Linked DNA regions of Homo sapiens: region 1 is linked to region 2. The links are chromatin contacts, found by Hi-C in ENCODE. All regions are on one chromosome and are shown on one strand. Each heading gives the region's core, a stretch centred on a gene start or an enhancer-like site at or near the end of the contact. The rest is flanking DNA. Distances are from core to core; before and after follow the strand shown. Region 1 holds the start of LITATS1 (lncRNA induced by TGF-beta and antagonizes TGF-beta signaling 1). Region 2 holds the start of MATN1-AS1 (MATN1 antisense RNA 1).

What was found. A loop is a pair of places that touch in the nucleus more often than their neighbours do. Pooled maps may share reads with other maps.
Region 1: a map of naive thymus-derived CD4-positive, alpha-beta T cell shows a loop between it and region 2 (21-fold over the local background). The contact joins the promoter of LITATS1 here to the promoter of MATN1-AS1 in region 2. A Hi-C loop is called at or near these places in 2 of 168 maps with a recorded cell type or tissue (CD4-positive, alpha-beta memory T cell and naive thymus-derived CD4-positive, alpha-beta T cell) and 8 of 50 pooled maps.

What each region holds. Positions count from the first base shown.
Region 1 is chr1:37,471,547-37,476,083 of GRCh38, forward strand. It overlaps LITATS1 (lncRNA induced by TGF-beta and antagonizes TGF-beta signaling 1), which reads right to left and starts at 2,897. Exons shown (of 3, transcript NR_038842.1): 1 at 2,598-2,897. It overlaps ZC3H12A (zinc finger CCCH-type containing 12A), which reads left to right and starts at 3,034. Exons shown (of 6, transcript NM_025079.3): 1 at 3,034-3,083; 2 at 3,913-4,393. The coding sequence starts at 3,951. RefSeq lists silencers at 2,209-2,308, 2,769-3,228 and an enhancer at 3,879-3,978.
Region 2 is chr1:30,717,157-30,721,453 of GRCh38, forward strand. MATN1-AS1 (MATN1 antisense RNA 1) reads left to right here and starts at 1,616. Exons shown (of 4, transcript NR_034182.1): 1 at 1,616-2,409; 2 at 4,132-4,297. MATN1 (matrilin 1) reads right to left here. Exons shown (of 8, transcript NM_002379.3): 2 at 4,249-4,297; 3 at 1,579-1,801. RefSeq lists silencers at 839-1,018, 1,059-1,578, 2,139-2,228 and enhancers at 1,639-1,808, 1,906-2,481.

The sequences.
Region 1 (4,537 bases), core at 1,647-4,146, 6.8 Mb after region 2:
GCAGTGACCAGTCCACAAGCTTTGCAGACCCCACCTACGCTGGCTGGGCACAGGCAGATAGATGGTGGGAGGCCAGGCAGGCTCCAAGAAGGAAATTAGCCAGCCCAGCTGCCAAGACAGGCATACGAGAGGCAGAGGGGTTTGTGTGGGCTCGGCTTCAGAGAACTCCTGGGGATTAGGGCCAAAGTTTGCAAAATCCAGCTGTAAACGGAGCAGGGGTTCCCCAAAGAAGCCGTGGGTTCTGTAGAGGAGAGTCGGCTTCTTGGGAAGTAGCATGAGCCGGAAGACAGCGAGACTGTGGCTCTCTCTGGGAGGGCAGGGAGCAGCATGACTCATCGCCTAGTCCTGCTGGCTCCTACTGGCACAGGGCTGGGCAGCAGAGGGTCTGGGAGCAGGAGCAGAGTCTGGTCTTGTTGCAGCTCCAGAGGAGGTCTCAGGCTGGCAAAGACAATCTAACACGTTGGGACATAGGCAGGGTGTTGTGGGGACACTTAGGAGGGTACAACCAGCATCAAAGGAGTCTTGGCTGGCCTCACAGAGGAGGTGACATCATCCAAAAGATGAATGGAACTGGCTAGGAAGCAGCTGGGTGGGAGAGAGGGAAGGGCACTCCAAGCCAAGGAAGAAGCAGAGCAGAGGCCCGAAAGTGTCTGCAAGGCGCTAGCTGGTGCCTGCCACCCAGTGAGCACTCTATAAATGGGAGGCATTATCTCTATGATTGATTAGTATTGTCATTATCATTATTAACCTGGACACATCACTTAATGTTTTTACTATCTTAAAGGTAGTTGCTATAGCGAATAAATGCTTAACATAACTGAGCTCTTCTCATCTGTAAAAGGGACTGTTGTGAGGTTAGGGGTGCCGCCGGCACCGCACTCAGCTGGAGTGACAGCAAGCATGTGAGGTGCCCAGCATGGGATGTGAGCTGGCATGCAGCAGGGGGCCTTGTGTTTCCTCTCTCCTTGGGTTGCCAAGCCCCTGGAGCTGCTGTGCCTGGGGAGCAGAGAAGGGGACACTTTGGGGTCTTCAAAGATGACCAGGCAACAAAGCAGGAACACCGCTAGGTAAGAGCAAGCAAGCCCAGAGGAACAGCCTCAGGGTCCAGATAGAGACGTACACGCCTGCCTCCCTGGGGTCTTTGGTGGCCTCCCGAACAAGCAGGTGTGGATGGGGAGATGGACTGCCTTGGAGAGAGCTACATGAGTTCCAGCTCCACCAGCCCCCAGAGCCTGAGCAGGTGACTTCACCTTTCTGAATCTCTGAACATCCATTTCCTCCACTGTACAATTTCATTAAGATACATACAAGAATATCCAAAGCACAGTCTTTGTAATAGAAAAAAAATCCTAGAAACAACATCCAACAGCAGGTGACTGAATAAGTAACCAGTGGTATATTCATAAAATGGGACACTATTCAGTAGTAAAATAAATTACAGGTATGCAGGCAATCAAAATGGATTTTTAAAAATATAATGCTGTATGAAAAAGGAAGTCACATAATTATGGAATGACTCCGTTTACACAAAGTAAAAAATAGCAAAACTATACAATATCCCACTTAGGGATGCATACAGAGGTGGTAAAACTACAAGAAAAAGCAAGAGAATGACTAGCACAATTAAAGTTCAGGAAACTAGTTCTTCAGGATGTGGGCAGGAGGCTGTGATGGGGGCACCCAGAGGGCCTCAAGGTACTGGCACTGGTCTATTTTTTAAGTTAGGTGATGGATACATGGCTTTTTTATTATTACTATTATTCTTTAAGCTGTACATGTACAGTTGTGTCTATGGTGTCTTTTACAATAAACAAGTATTTATTATAACACTAGCACTTATAGGATACATGCCTATGATGAGGTAGAGAGAATGTAACAAAGGACTGGCACATAGTAAGCACTGGTGGCATGTGGCTCTGTCCTCCAGCGTGTGGGCTCTGTGTTTTCTCTCTCTCTCTCTCACTCACACACACGCACGCACACACACACACACACATAGGAAGCCAGGCTCCCCTCTGCCCTCAGTCACTCGTGGTTCACAAAAATGGCAAATAATAGGAGCACTAGAATAGGAGCTCTCCATCCTGGTTCGAGTCTTTCCAGCTGGGGCAGTTTAGCCTTTGCAGAATTTCTCAAGGGTAACATCAGCATAATGACCTCTGTCTGTAAGCCCGTGAGTGTAAGCCTGTAAAGTGCTGTGCTCATGCGAGGGATCAGGTCTGACCTGGGAAACTAAAAGCATCTTCATGGAGCAAGGGTGCTCCTCCAGTGGGGGCGCTCAGTGAGTTCTGCGGTATGGGTGACAGTATTCTTGTGTGGACAGTATTCATGTGGTGATTGGGGTAAATGGCCCTCTTTTGCCTGGTTTTCTGCCTCGGTCATTGTGCATCTGCTGACTGAACCTGCCTTTTGGTCCTAGTAAAGTACAGATTTCAGGAAAAGTGTACCTGGCCCCGGGGGTGGCCAACCTCTGTGTGACGGCTTTAAGCACAGTGTGTCTTGAGGGGGCCTGACTCCATCTGAAAAGTGCCTGTCTGGATGTACCTGTCTATAACCATGGACCTGCCTCCAAGGTGCGTGGACCAACCTCCGCGTACCTGATTCACTCGATGCGCACCTGGCCGTACGTAGCTTCATCAGGCAGGGTGTACCTGTCAAGTTCTTAGGTCCGAGTGTTCGCGGCTTTACCTGTCCTGGTACCGCCGTCCGCACCTCGGTCAGTGCGTCCCCGGCAGGTGCGTGTACCTGATTCAGTCCGTGCTTATCTTGCGCATACGGGCCGTTCAGTGTCCCGCTCGGAGCTCGTCGCCGCCGCAGCCTTGAGGCTCCGACCCCCGCTTGGGCCCCGTCCGGCGCGCAGCGGCCGCGGGGGCGGGGCCGCGACGCGAGGAGCGGAGCAGGAAGGGGCGAGGCAGCCCCGCCCCCGGGGCGGTCTCCCGGGACGGCCCCGCCCCTTGCCCGCTTCCGCGTCAGTGCCTCACCACCACCTGCCCGCGCGCCGCCCCATATAAAGGCGCCGCCGTCCTTACCCCCAGGACTCGGCCCCATGGAGACGCCGCCGGCCGCCGCTGGCGCATGGCGGGGTGAGGCGCGGCGGGGAGGGTGCGGGCCTCGGCGGGGAAGCGGCAGGGAGCGCTCCGGCGGGGTCCGAGCCGAGCCGAGGGGAGGGGACGGGAGGGGACGGGAGGGGTGGAGAGGGGAGGGGACGGAAGGGTCGGGGTCCTGTTCCCCGGCCCGCCGGGCCTCAGGACCCCTCCAACTTTGCCCAAGTTGGGAGAGCCGGGGAAGAGCACCAGGTTCCTGATCGGGATCGCGGGCCGAGCAAGCGCGGGTCTCGGGCCGGGACAGCCTCGGCGTCACCAGCTCCCGGCAGCCAACCAAAGTTTTCCAGCAACTTTTCTCCCCACGGGTCACCCCAGAAACTTGCCCTCCCCGGCTCCGGGAGTCCGGCCATGGGCCTTGCGCTGCCTGGGCCTGAGCTCTGAGTGCCGGACGGGTGGGCGAAAGTGGTGGCCTCAGTGGGGAAGCCTTGGGCCCCGCAACGCACTTCCAGCCCCAGGATTCCATCTGAGAGCCCCGTCCCTGCCTTCTGGGTCCCCTGGGTTGGCGTGGGGGTTCGAGGCTTTACAGCTGGGGTAGTTCCAGTCTTAGTTCAGACTAAGTTCCGATCTTCGAGCCACCAGCTAACAGCTGGATGACCTTGAGCACGTTTTTAATGTCTGTGCCTCAGTTTCTCCCTTTATAGAATGGGAATGGGAATGCCTAGCTGGGAGAGCTTTTGAGAGGACAACCTGAACTAATAACACGATGCAGTGTGTAGTGCCACCAATCCCTCATCCTGCTGGATGTGGTTTTGGGAGGGAGGTTAGGAGAGAGCGCTATTCACCGTCCCTAACCCTGTTGGTTGTTCAGTAGGAGCTGTGGCGCGGGGCCTTCCAGGAGTCTGAGCTATGAGTGGCCCCTGTGGAGAGAAGCCTGTCCTGGAAGCCAGCCCCACCATGAGTCTGTGGGAATTTGAGGACAGCCACAGCCGTCAGGGCACCCCAAGGCCGGGTCAAGAGCTGGCCGCTGAGGAGGCCTCGGCCCTGGAACTGCAGATGAAGGTGGACTTCTTCCGGAAGCTGGGCTATTCATCCACGGAGATCCACAGCGTCCTGCAGAAGCTGGGCGTCCAGGCAGACACCAACACGGTGCTGGGTGAGCTGGTGAAACACGGGACAGCCACCGAGCGGGAGCGCCAGACCTCACCGGACCCCTGCCCTCAGCTCCCTCTAGTCCCGCGGGGTGGTGGCACCCCTAAGGCTCCCAACCTGGAGCCTCCACTCCCAGAAGAGGAAAAGGAGGGCAGCGACCTGAGACCAGTGGTCATCGATGGGAGCAACGTGGCCATGAGGTAAGTGTCACTTCTGTGGCCAGGACACATGAGGTTCGCATCTCTCCTGTGGCCAGGACACATGGAAGGATGACTGTCTCTGCAGCTCTGGTGGGCTGGAAGAAGTGACTTCCTTCTTAGGGACTGGTCTAGAGGGAGGGAAAG
Region 2 (4,297 bases), core at 366-2,865:
TAAAGGCCAAGGGTTAGGGCCTTTAGTCTGTTTAGTTCACTGCTGTATCAAGACACCCAAGTGTCTAGAACAGCATACAATGAACACAGCACCTATCTGTCAAATACCATATAATGAGGGTTACATTTTGCATTATCTCACTGGATCCTCTCAATAACGTGCATGCTCTTCTTAGACCCATTTTACAAATGGGTAAAGTCCCTGCCCTAACCCTGATCCTGTCCTACTGGACACCCTGCCCCTGCGGGTCACATCCCAAAGACCCACACACACACCTCCCCTCCGAGAAGGGCTCTGAACCTTCTCCTGCCAGTGCCCAGGCCTCTCAGACTCTCCCGCATCACAGAAAACTCTGGCACCCAAAACTCACGACACAGAAACATGTGTAGGTTTTCTGGGAGCTCTCCTTCCTGAGCTCTGGGCCCTCCTTGGTCCCTGCCAGGATTCTGCCACATAAAAGGGCTCTGTTGTTTTTTGTGTGTGCGGTTTTTTTTTTTGTTTTGTTTTTTTTTTGAGACGGAGTCGTCTCGCTCTGTCGCCCAGGCTGGAGTGCAGTGGCACGATCTCGGCTCACTGCAAGCTCCGCTTCCCGGGTTCACGCCGTTTTCCTGGCGCAGCCTCCCGAGTAGCTGGGACTACAGGCGCCCGCAACAACGCCCGGCTAATTTTTTGTATTTTTAGTAGAGACCGGTTTCACCATGTTGGCCAGGATGGTCTCGATCTCCTGACTTCGTGATCCGCCCGCCTCGGCCTCTCAAAGTGCTGGGATTACAGGCGTGAGCCACCGCGCCCGGCCATAAAAGGACTCTTAACATCGCCTCTCCCCAACTCCCTTAACCTGGGGCTGGAGACCCTCCTCCGTTATCAGGCTCCGCCCCAGCTACGGCCCCACCCCTGGTGCTGGCACCACCTCAGTCTAATCCAGGTTCCACCCCCAATCCACCTAAGCCGTGTCCCTAGCCCTGGCCCCGCCCTGATGTTGCCGTGTAACTCAGTTCCCGCCGTTTTATAGGCTACCGCCCCAGCCAGGCCCCGCCCTCTGATGTGGCCCCGCCCCCCGACGCTGACTTTTTCTGTCTTCACTTTAGCGCTGGCTCCGCCCCTAGCCTTGGCCCGCCTCAGCGCGGACTCTCAGTCTCTGCGCCTGCCACGGCCTCGTCCCGCTCAGCCCTGGCCCTGCCCCTGGAGCCGACTCTCTCCGCCTCCGCCCCGGTCCCGCCCTGGCACTGACTGTCTCCGTCTTCGCCCCTGCCCTGGCCCCGCCCCCTGCCTGCTCTGGCCCCGCCCCGCCGCTCTCTCCGTCTCCGCCCCTGCCCTGGCCCCACCCTTGCCCCGCCCCGGCGCTGACTCTCTCCGTCTCCGCCTCCGCCCCCGGCTCCTCCCCGGCCCCGCCCCGGCACTGACATTCTATCTCTCTCCCGTCTCCGCCTCTGCCCCCCCCCCGGCCCCGCCCCTGCCCTGCGCCGGCGCTGGCTCCGTCTGCGCCTCAGCCTCGGTCCCGCCTCCAGCCCTGGCCCCGCCCCGCCGCTCTCCCCTTCTCCGCCCCTGCCCTGGCTCCGCCCCCGCCTGCCCGCGCACCGCAGAAGGCCTCCTGGAACTTCCTGGACAGCTTCTCGATGACGCTGTAGCTCTCCACGTAATCGACGTGTTCGTCCTGCGGCTCGCTGGCGATCTGCCGCAGCGTGGCCTTGTCCACGCTGCCCACTCCGATGGCGAACAGCTCGACGCCGCTGGCCCGGGCCCGCGCAGACACGTCCTGCACGCTGTCCTGGGGCCTCCCGTCTGTCACCACGATGACCACCTGCGACACGCGGGGCGGTGTGACACCGGGCTCCCGGAAGCCCACGGGACTGTCCAGGAGAGGAGGCTGAGGCCCGGAGAGGCGGGAGGACTGCCGGGTCGCACAGCCAGGCGGCACCCGGGGGAAGAGGACCCGGCTGGCCGAAGAGGAGACCCGTTTCCTCTGACTGAGAGACGTGGCTGGGGGGCTTTCCATCTGCTTCGCCTCCCTCGGGCAGGCAGCTCTGAGATGCCCGGAGGGATGTGATGCCCCATCGCCAAATTGGGGTCTCTAAGGTCAGGGCCATGCCTTCCCCTCAGACTGAGGCGGCTGAGGGCAGGGTCCTCAGGCTGATGGCTGTGGGAGTCGTGCCACGCCCCTCGTGCCCCCGGGAGGCCCGGCCGGGGCTGGGTGGGGGGATCCGGTGGTTCCACATGGTGCAGTTCTGCGCTTTGGCCACCAGATGGCAGCCGAAGCTAAGGGATGGGGCTGCCGTCTCCCGTCTTGCTGTCCTTGTCCCGGTAAGACCGGGGACCCTGGACCAGGGAACCGACGGAGGGCCACTCCCATGTGGATGCCCAAGGGACCAACCCAAGAAAGATGCCGCCCTTATCCTCCTCCACTCCCCGGTATGATACATGCCCCTGCCAGAGAGGGAAAGAATCTGCCTGCTCCCCTCCCACTAGGCTCCTCTGGTCTGTACCCTGGAAAGAAAGAGGTGGCGGACTCTGTCACTGAGATCCGGCTTCGTGACCCCCTGTCTGCACCCGCCCTGAGGCTAGGGCGCTCCCAGCTCTGCCCAGTCTGGGTTAGGCATCCAGTCCCGCTTTGCTGCTTCTCTGCTTCTGACTTGGGTCTGTTTCTGATTCCTGGGTCCCATCCTTAGCCCCAGGTCCTGACACCCTGTCCTGATGACAGGCAGTTGAGACAGGCCGTGTTTAGAAATGCAGCTCCACAAGCTACAGGTCACCTTCCTGAGCCTCAGTGTCTTCAACTGTAAAAAGGGTTGTGGTGAGGTTGAGTGAGATGACTCCTGGTTAGAAGCCAGAAGGGGCAACTATTATTTTTACCATCATTACCCTGGGCTACCTGGGGAGTGACTTTGTACAATCTCTTCCTCTCCAGGGGCCTGGGCTCCTGGCTCTGAAAATCTAGCTGTGACTATTCGCTGCCATCCCGAGGCCCACTGCCTCCTCGAGTCCCTACTCCCCTCCCTGCAACCCAGCTTTCAGATTGTCCACCTTGCTGGGTCCTCCCACAGGTGAACTCCAGGCTGAACACCTGGAGTCTGGTGCCAGCTCCCCCAGCGCCGCTGTGTCACCTGCTGGAGGAGCTCTCTCCTCACTTGCCCACCCCACGCCACCACCCCCATCTCCTTCACCCTCTCCACCACCTCAACCATCAGCTTCATCTACAGCACCCCGTGCTGAAACTTGTAGTTGGCCCCAAGACCGACAGGCTGCCTGATACGTCATTTCTCTAAGGGGTGGTAATGGCTGGGATTATATGCTGTTGTCTCTGTGAATGCTTTTCCCACTTATTGGCTGAGCAAGTTGCTTAAGCTTCTTATGCCTCAGTTTCACCATCTGTAAAATGGGGATACCACCTCCGAGCAGAATCATGTTCATTTATCCACTGTGTGCTAGAGAGTGGGGTATGGAGGAGGGATAAGAAAGAACCTCCCCTGAGCTGGGGCCCTGAGCAGGGAAGTGGCGACTCGGGCTAACGAAGGCTGCAGTGGGGAAGTGCTGGAGCCTGTGGGGGTGCCACAGGAACAGAGGACACCTGGCTTAGCCTCAGGTTCTGTGCTGAGCCCTGAACATGACAGTGAGGATACAAGTCCTGGGAAACGCTCAGCCCTCTGCCTGGAGCCCTCACTGACAGCACAGGTGGCAGCACAGCCCTTCCATTTCTGAGCCCCTGCCCTCGGAGAATTATGAAATTAAAAATTATCAAATGCCATGATGGGAAGCCTTATGCTTTTGAACTCAGTCCTCAGCAGCACTTGGAGAAGGTGTTATCATTACTCCCATTTTACAGGTGAGGAAACCGAGCACCAGTGACATGACGTCACTTGCTCGGGGTGGCACAGCTAGTATGGTGGAGCAGGGCGTGAACCCAGGCAGGCTGGTGGCGGAGGCCACACCTTCACTCCTCCCATAAGCATCTGGCCTGTCTGCAATGTCTTCAAGGGGCTCAGACTGGTCGGGAACCAAGGTCAACTAAACTGAAATGATTGTAAGCTCCTAGGATGGAAAGGTTGGGTAAAGGTGGCTTCAAATCCCAGCTCTGTCACTTGCAACTGGTGACCTCTGTCTAATGACCGCCCCTCTCTGACCCTGTTTCCCCAGCTATGAAATGGCCACCTCACGGGGCATCATGGGAATCAAAGTGTCTGCAGGCAAAGCTCATAACTCCGAGCGGGAGCCTCCAAACAGCAGCATCCTAGCAGGGTGGCGTGCACGTACCTTGCTGATGTCAGGGGACCTGGAACGACCACCCTCTGCATCGCCGAAG